Regions from separate parts of the Homo sapiens genome. Here region 2 is linked to region 1. The links are chromatin contacts, found by Hi-C or POLR2A ChIA-PET in ENCODE. All regions are on one chromosome and are shown on one strand. Each heading gives the region's core, a stretch centred on a gene start or an enhancer-like site at or near the end of the contact. The rest is flanking DNA. Distances are from core to core; before and after follow the strand shown. Region 1 overlaps LOC105370507 (a long non-coding RNA gene). Region 2 overlaps LOC105370507 (a long non-coding RNA gene).

Region 1 (4,643 bases), core at 1,542-4,041:
AATTAGCCAGGCGTGGTGGCGGGCGCCTGTAATCCCAGATACTCAGGAGGCTGAGGCAGGAGAATCGCTTGAACCCAGGAGGCAGGGGTTGCAGTGAGCTGAGATTGCCCCACTGCACTCCAGCTTGGGCAACAAGAGCGAGACTCTGTCTAAAAAAAAAAAGAAAAAAAAAAGGGTAGATAGGTGTCCTTTGGCTGGAGCATAGGAAGTAGCATATGACAGGCAGCATAATTTGGAACAAAATTGTAAAAGGCCTTGAACAACATGATAAATTGCCATAATCTTACGCAGTAGTCAATGGGAGAGCCGTTGAAAAAGTTAAACAGAGAAGTGAGATGAGCCAAGCAATAATCCAGGATTGTCTGGTGGCGGTGTATAGAATGGCCTTTAATTTTGAAAGGCTGAAGGTCTGGGAATGAGTAAAGAGTCTTTTACAACAGACCAACTTAAAGCAATAAGGTCTTAAAGTGAACTAGTGGCCAAGAGAGTAGAAATGAAGAGAAGGAATAACAAACAATTTGGTAGGGAAAGAGGAAAAATGAAAAGATATCTCTCAGGTCTTGAGTCAGTGCCTGGAAAAATTTACGGTGTGAATGAAAATGTTTGGGCTCAAATTTATACAAAGATCTAGAGATTTAAAAATTTTATTTCAAGACTGTCTATGATGTTGTTCTTTTTATTTTTTATTTTTTTCAAAAAAGACCATCAATTCCCAGGATCACCCTGGACAGCTGGTTGCTCTCACCACATTCCTTCATAAGGCTGCTTTTTCCATGGTATTAGCTTGTTTTGGAATATGGACAGGAGTGTTGGAAAGAGTGAAGAGTTCTTATTATGATCAATCTAATGCCAGCCTCACTATCTTTCCTATTTGGACAGCCCCTAAGGATGCATATGGACCATCTCAATCTGCTCTCTCGTCTAGACAATCAGACATATCCTTCATGGCAAAGGCAAAGAAACACATTCTTTTGAGAGCATCAGAGACCCATGGGTCTATTGTAATGACATTCTCTATGACAGCACTAGGTAATTCTTCAATACATTTTAATTCACAGTAACCAAGGTGCCTCCAGGGACAGCAGGTCCTTCAACTCAGGCAGCAAATGGGAAATATTACATTTCCTCAATGTCAGGGCATCGATAGTAACATTCTGCATTAAGAAGCAGGTCTATGGGAAAGTTAGTGGAACCAGACTCTTTACCTGTAGTGGGCAGGGGCCAAGAGAAACAAAACTGGCATCATTTTCAGGGTTGGGAAATCTAACCTGACCACACAAATAATTAAGCTGAAAGGCCACTTCATGCTCCCCCAATAAACCCAGATGTTGCACTTCACTTTAGGTAAACGTTATTTTTAGAGACATAAGAATTCAGCATCCAAAATTTATCACCCATCTGAGTGGGAGACACAGAACACAGAACAGATTTATATGTTTAGGGGGTAGGAATGGGGTTTAAGCTCAATAAAATCTTAACTGTGCTTTACTTTTTAATTTAACTTTCAAACATTTCTTTCCTGTTTTGTGACTGAGAATCTCGTACATGTCACCCTTTCAGTGAAGTATCACAGGAAAGACATTTTTGTGGTGTTTAATGGAAATAATTTTTCTTGTGGTATTGCTCTGATACCCTGGGAAACTGGCTCCCAGAGATAAATTAGACTAAAAGCCATCTAGTGCTAATTTATTAAGCAGTCAATGGTTTAAAACAACTTTCTCTGTTTCAGCTCACTGGAGATCTGTTACCGGCTCTTGAGAAGACAGCAAAGAGCCAAAGACTGATAAATTTCATAGATTATCCTGACACAGACAAAGTGAAGTGTTGGCATAGAAGGGTTTTGTAGCTGGGAAGGGGTAGTACACACTGTGGGTATGTCTATGCATGTGTACTTTACACACCTCCAACATTCAAACTTCAGTCTTCCACACTGGACCTCCCATAATAGTAGTTGAATATGCTGAAGAAACAAAAATTCTCTCTCAGGAACAAGTCTCTATAAAGAAATATCTCCTAAATTTTCTCCTACTAGAGTGTACCACAGATCAGAAAAGTTCCATCTGTAACGGAAAATATTCATGATCTTCCCCAGGGTTCTAAAGACCTCATTTTTCTACAGATGCCCTATGACAATGGTTCTTAGCCTTGGTTTCAAATTAAAATCACCAGGGAGCTGATGTCTGGGCCCTACCCTTAGAGATTCTGATGACTTTGGTCTGAGGTATGGCCTAAACTTTGAAAGTTTTAAATCCAGGTGATTCTAATGCAGTAAAGCTCAAGAACCACAGCCCTATAAGATACTGTCAGAGATTCAGGTCTATCCCACATCCGTGACTACCAGGTGACTAAGCTGTTACTATGTATCCCTTTTTTTTTCTGAAAATTCAGATCATGGTCACTGACCAGAAACACAGGGACATCAGAAATAAAGGACCAACAGTAAAATGTTTTGCGTAGCTGCTCAACTCCAAATGCTATTCTATGTGAAGGAGACTGGATGATTGAACCTGTGGAGGAAAACGCAGCTAGAATAAAGTATTGAGAAGAGGGAAAATGACTTGCTGTTCGTTTAAATTGAATTTTTTTTCAAAGGCAATATGCCACTGACCCTCTCTTCAAAGACAGAGAAGCTCCTGAGCAGAAGGCAATACTACCTTTTATGACCAGAACTAATAATTACCCTCTACATCTTAAGATGCATAAGAATCACCTGTAGAGCTCATTAAATATGCAACTGCCTAGGTCCCACCCCGGGGAGATCCTGACTCAGTAGAGCTGGAGTGGGGCCCAGGAATCTGATGTTTTCAAAGCTCCCCAGGTGATTCTGATTGAGGTGCGCTGTGCCCCACCTTTGAGAAACACTGAGTCATTCTATCTCCAGGCAACCTCATGAATGGTTCTTTTGCACAAACTGAATTGCTCTTCTTTGGTAAAATATATTATCAAAGTCAAGGAAAAACAGGGATTGTGTCTTTAGTGAAATACACTGCAAAATATTTTTTGGAAGGCATTTAACTAAAATTTATATTGAGAAATCTTCAGTCCTTTTTGGGTATCCAAGTGCCTCAGCATTTCCTCAAATTACCTACAGAGAAGAATGAAGATGAATTTCTACCCACATACAACTCTACCCACAAATTACAGCCAATATAGTTCTTGGGAATAATGAGGGATTTTTCAAAATCAAAATCCCTTCATGCTTTGAGGGATCACAAACACTGATGAGGAAAATACAACCATGAAAACAAGCACACATGCTTTATTCAAGGAATTTGGGAAAGGGAATGGATATATTCCTCCATGCTAGAAGTTACTCCCTTTTCATGATTAATATGGAAAAGCTGTCCATATTTATGTTGATTTTTTAAGGTGACACATTTTCATTATGGCAGTTTTACCCACTTAGCATCAAAGATAATGGAAAGAAACAAAATGTCATTTCCAGTTTGGGATGGAAATGTAATAACTGGAACTTACCCAGTCTCTCCTTCCAATTCAATGTGTGTGTGTTATCAGAGTAGAGCTGTACATCTGCAAGATGCAGCTATAATTATTTGGCACAAAACTTTGGAATCCATAGCTTGTGAACCTAAAATTTACTCAGAATTTATAATTCTACTGTAAATAGGGAAATGTGTATGCGTTGAGTGTGTGTGTTTGTGTGTGTGTGTATGTGTGTGTGCGTGTGTATGTGTGTGTGTTTGAGTGTGTGTGTGTGTGTGTGTGTGTGATGGGGGCAGAGATGGATATTCCTCACTTCTTTGTGTTTTTCACTCAAAATTGCCCCGGTACTCTAAAGCTCTCCAGCCTTGAACATTGTTCCCGTGCTGTGCCCACGTTCCATTGGCACAGGCACGGAATGGTATGCTTGGAATGTCTCCACCCTCCAAAATATTTTTGGATCAAGCTTATCCCTTTTCCCTGAAAAACCTCTGTTGTACAGCATTTGCTTCACTGACTTTTATATTTTTGAATGTGGACCAAATCATGAAAACTCCAGGGCCCCAGTCAACTGTTAAAAGTTCTGTTAACCCTCTGACATCAACAGAATTCTCACTGAAGGAGAGCAAACATGGAGTTCTCTGCTTGGAGTCTAGTCTCTTGTGTCATATTTACCTGCAGGCTCATTTCTAAATGCTCTTGAATTTAGACTTCAGCTTAGAGAAGCTAATTACCATCCAATTTATGTGAAAATAAATGACTTTCTTTTGTAGTTTCCTCTAGATGGGCTTGTTTTTCCTAGTGCGAACTGACAATCTCAGTCAAAGACTGGAGCCTCAGAGGGACTTGCAGGGGAGACTGCGTTTCCTCTAAGTCAAATTAGTGGGGATGTTTTCACTTGTATCCCTATGAAGTCAGTCAATAAATAATAATGTTTATAACAGTAATAGCACTATTAAAGTGTTATTATATGTGCCAGGTACTGGGATAAAATTGTCACATACAGTATCTCATTTAATTTCCATAATAATCATAGGAGATGGCATCCCTATTTTACTTTATTATTTATTTATTTGTATTTTTGAGACAGAGTTTTGCTCTTGTTGCCCAGGCTAAAGTGCAATGGCGCGATCTCGGCTCACTACAACCTCCATCTCCCAGGTTCAAGCGATTCTCCTGCCTCAGCCTCCCAAATAGCTGGG
Region 2 (4,643 bases), core at 864-3,363, 64 kb after region 1:
TTAAAGGTCTTATTTTAAACACACAACCTTTCTCTCAGAGCTGGCTCAAGGACCTGAATGAAGACAGACAAGTGCCACAGGTCCACTGCAGTCCTAGGGTGTCATAAGACAAAGGTCTTAGGAAAACTATGGAGCCAGACAAAGTGTTTTTAATCCATATTCCGAGGACTAGGTCCTGAAGGAATGTGTTTTCCAAGAGCCCTCAAGAATCCTACTAGCATTAGCTTGGTGAAGCTCAGTTATAAGGGGCAGTAATCCTGATGAAGGTCCAAAACAGGAAGGGAGAGGGTTCAGACTCCAGAGTTGGGCTCCAGAATTTAACTACTTCCAGCTGTGAAGTTGAGGGATGATACTGAACTTCTATAAGTTTCTACTGTCCTTGGCATAAAATGGGGATGATAATAATAACTACTACCTACTGAGCACATAGCACATGCCAGGCTGTGTCTGAGATTTTCCTACTTCAACTCAGTTCATCTTTGTTCACAACCCTAAGTTTTTTACTCATACCAACCCATTTGATCCTTACAACAATCCTAGGAAGTAGATTTTATGATTATCCCTATTTTATAGATTGAAAACAGAAACACAGAAAGGTTTAAGTACCTCATGATAAGATTGCCTGGCATATAGTAAGTACTCAATAAATGTTAGCTATTGTTACTTGCAGTAAGGATTTTATAAAGCCTTAAGCAGGTCGGAAGGATACACTGAATGAACAGAGCAAGATCATATGCTATGTAGTGTCTTTCAGACTTCATTTCTTAGTTCCAACTTCTTGCGTAAATTTGTGTAAACCAGCCACCTGCTTTACTGTCTCTTTTATTTCTCACCCAAGCACACACACAGACATATTTTCTCATACACATGTGCTCAGGCTCACCACACATGCCCAGACACATAGAGATGCTCTGGCAATTCTGAACTAGCTTGAAATACAGAGTTGCTTTAATTCACCAAAAACTTTAGATGAACAGTTTAGTTTGATTCTTTTGTGGCCTAGTTGATCTTAATGAGCAAATTCAGGAGATACTTTGACTTTAGAGGCCTTAGAAATACTTCCTGGCTTTTTCTTAACCGGCTAATCTGCAGCAATATTAAGCCTTATAACAACACGAATCACCTAAGTGTCAATACTCTGCTGCAGTAACTGGTCATGTTTCACGACTGCTCCCTACCTGCCCATGATGCTCCTCATCAGGAACTGACCGGACAGGTTCCTGGGCAGACCACAATACTTTAAGACAAGGGAATTGAGACTACCTCAGAGAAAATATCACATACACCACACACATGTGCTATAATGAGCAGGAAGAGAACTTAGCAGATACCCAGTTAAGACCCATCATCATAGAAGTGATACCTTTGGACTCACAGAGCTTGGAGGGGTTTCCCAGAGATTACACTATTGAAAAGGGCCTAGAACTGAAGTCTCCTTATTCAGAGTCTGGCTTTTTTTTCCCATTATACCTTATACTGCCTTCTTCATCTATAAAACAAATGTGCATTTATCCCTTTGGCTACATAGCATTTTCCCAAGAGGAAAAGAGGAGCCTGAGAATGTGAGAGGAACAAGAAAGAGGGCTAGAGGACAGGCCCACAGAATTGTGAAAGAATGCTTGGCATGGGCCTTAAGGAAAATAAATTTTGATTCCAAAATTAAAAAGAAAAATGTCAACTCCCTGAAATCTATTGAGACCCCAACAATTGTCCTTAATGAGGAAGCATAGAAATCACTCAGACAGTGAATGAAATCTTTCCAGAATGTTCTTCATGCTAAATCTCAACTTTTAGAAGTTAAATATTTGTTCTGTGCTTGTGGCTCCTTTAACTGGATTCTTCACAGATGGGCTGCAGAACAGGACATGTGTCTGTACCTTCAGGGATGGGAGCAGCACTTTGCTTCCTGCACCATCTGGTTCACTGTTCCTAGCTGTAGCATAGACCCCCACTACAGCCGAGTAATCAGAAAAAGTCAGAAGAACACCTCAGGGAAAACAATCTAGGATTCAGATTTAACTTCCTCTAAGGAGGATCAAACACTGAAAGACTGTTCCTTTTCAAGTTTTATTAATCCTGGTTCATAATTTCCACCACATCATTAGTCATTTCCTATTTCTGAAGGGCTGGCAGCAGTTGCCGAGGCATCAGGCAGTAAATGGCAAGACAACTGTGCCACCTGTGCACCGTATTGACAGTTACCCACAACAACATCTGGGTGAAAGGCTAATGTGTTTTTTTCTAAAAGGCAAGCCATTTAGAAGTGCAGCCCAGTTTTTGATCTCTTGCTAAATACTTTTATCCACATCATCTCCCCATTTGGGCCTGGAAGTCATCATGTGACCTATGGTACTTTGAAAAGAAAGCAGCAACAGCAACAACAGCAAATCTGCTGTAACCCTGGAGTAGGGTGAGCTCTCGAACTCCTCCCCCGCAAAAAAAGATGGGAATCTGCTTCTCACTGAGACAAACCCAAGAGCTGAAATTTAAAGAATGGAAAGTGACAAGAATGATGTCCCTTTTTAAAAGACCCCTTTTTAAAAACACATAGATGAAATGTAACTTATAAAGCACTTGAAAGCTGCCTAGTAAGACTAATTGCATGAGGGCTTCACCCAGCTCATCAAGGCACGTAGGCAGCCACATCCCACAGGGCATGACATCTCGATTTCCTAAGGTCAGAGAGTCTCCCATGTGACAGATAGAAAGGGTCTTTTAGTTCTGGGAACCAAATGGAGGGCTAAAAATGGGAAAAGGTACATAGCAGCTCTGTTGGCCAAGCCCCTGACTGGTGACTCTGCCTCTGATCCATCCCAAGAGCCATGGCTGGTCCCAGAAACCTCTGAGCTACATTTCCTCCCCTGGCAACTTCCTGTAACAAGGACTTTAAAGGAAACACAAATAAAGCTCATTTGGGGATATTTTAATTTTTAAAAGGCAAAACCCTAATACCTAGCCCTTAAATAGCATTTCCATCTGGATAATCCCAAGCACCCTGCCAACAGTTGGGTAATCACATCCCCACCTAGCAAAGAGGGAAATTCCCAGACTTATTACATCTCTCATGAAGGAATGAAAATTGAAGATAGCAAATTAAGGGGATAGATAGCTTTTCTCTATTACCATTCAAAACATAGAAATTTTCTTCAAGAACTATAACTTTGAGTGCCATGTGGGGTATTAAAACTGAGCCAGGATAAGTGTTCAGATACACAAGATAGCCCCCATCCATCTCCAACTCATCCAGCAATGGTAGCACCAGGAGGTCATAAAAATGCAATTCCACAGGGTGGTAGCATCAGCTACCATAGGAACAGGGGTGGAAAATTTGGAGAAAATAAATCTCTTGTTCTTTTTTTCTAATACTGGTCCCTGCTGTTACCTGCCAGCCTCAAAGTACAAAAAGCATCACAACATTCATCCCATTACATTTTAAGAAGTCTGTTCTGTACATCTGACCTCTTTTGATCTTTCAGAAGCTTCTAGGGAAAGACTAAATGTTCAAATTATAATCATGAATTAGAATTTTTCTTTTGGACTACATATGCATACATACAAACATGCATGCAAACACTATCCCAGCCTTTGACCTTATTTTAAATCCTCCAATTCCACTCTGATATCCCCCCTCTGGATTTTATGTGGTAGTCAACAATCCATTTATTAACTACTTGTCAAAGTATCAGGAAGGAGTAACTACCATTTCTTATTTTTGCCAATTACAATATTCCTCATCTTAGAGTGTTATCCCTGGTTTTACCACGAGGATAGTAAAAGGTTCATACAATAGGACTTGGGCTTTTATAGCAGACCGATTGTCACGATGGGCCCTTAATTTCCTTTCTACAATTTAACTCATTAAATTCTCATTATCTCTGTAATTTCCCTGTTCATATCCTCTCCAGCAAATCAGATATTGATGGCTAACCCTCCTGTCTATTTTAAAGAGAATCTGCCTCATTGATATACCCTTCTGAGGAGCTAAGGGATTCTAGCTCTCCCAATGAGCTTAATCATAATGAAGCCAGCACAAGAAAAGGAACTGTCTCAGAGTTCCTGATATGCTTGGTGTTTAGTCACAAGACCTTTAAATAACTCTGCCAAAGTCACTAGGGCCTTTCGTCCCGATTCCAAACCTCTTCCAAAGGACCCCCTACTATCACTGCAATTGCTGCAGTAGCTGAAACCAGTGTTGATTTTTATCTGCATGGCAACTTCATGCTCCCTCAGGATCCAAACTAATCAAGTGGCCTTCAAAAATGCCACCAATGCTTAAAAAGGCTGAGCTAAGCTCTGTACGATCAAGACAGAAAACGATCCCTTATCATGTCGGAAGTACTACTTGTGGTTATCTAAAGCAATGGTAATCATATCATACACTTTATCTGTGAGTGGCTTTTTCCTTCCAGGGGTAGGAATAGAAACTTCTTCTCCTTCATAATGAGCACTATTGAAACTTCAGCAGGCAGACCTCTAGCTTTGGCGACATGCCATTCCCTAAGGTAAGCATGTAACCATCTCAAAAAATGCAGCATGGCAGAAAACAAATACAAGTATTTTCTGAAAATATTATTTGTAAAGGTCTTATTTTATAATAGGGATTGTTTGTGTTAGGGCCTTGGGGCATGTATGGTTAACAAGAA

What was found. A loop is a pair of places that touch in the nucleus more often than their neighbours do. ChIA-PET counts read pairs that join two places held with the same protein, here RNA polymerase II (POLR2A). Pooled maps may share reads with other maps.
Region 2: a map of PC-9 shows a loop between it and region 1 (9-fold over the local background). The contact joins two enhancer-like sites. A Hi-C loop is called at or near these places in 9 of 168 maps with a recorded cell type or tissue (Calu3, HCT116, HepG2 and 6 more) and 6 of 50 pooled maps. POLR2A ChIA-PET finds 5 or more read pairs at or near these places in 3 of 52 experiments (HepG2, PC-3 and PC-9).

What each region holds. Positions count from the first base shown.
Region 1 is chr14:54,103,305-54,107,947 of GRCh38, forward strand. The region is part of intron 4 of LOC105370507 (a long non-coding RNA gene); the gene reads right to left. Among named protein-coding and RNA genes, the nearest start is that of BMP4, 150 kb to the left of the region's middle. Within about 2 kb of position 2,792, at least 7 of the 41 ENCODE cell types and tissues checked have a DNase peak (open chromatin) inside an H3K27ac peak, as active enhancers do; they include HCT116, PC-3, PC-9 and 1 more, where a contact is called at or near this core.
Region 2 is chr14:54,167,503-54,172,145 of GRCh38, forward strand. All of the region lies in intron 4 of LOC105370507 (a long non-coding RNA gene), which reads right to left. Among named protein-coding and RNA genes, the nearest start is that of BMP4, 210 kb to the left of the region's middle. Within about 2 kb of position 2,114, at least 5 of the 41 ENCODE cell types and tissues checked have a DNase peak (open chromatin) inside an H3K27ac peak, as active enhancers do; they include HCT116, PC-3, PC-9 and 1 more, where a contact is called at or near this core.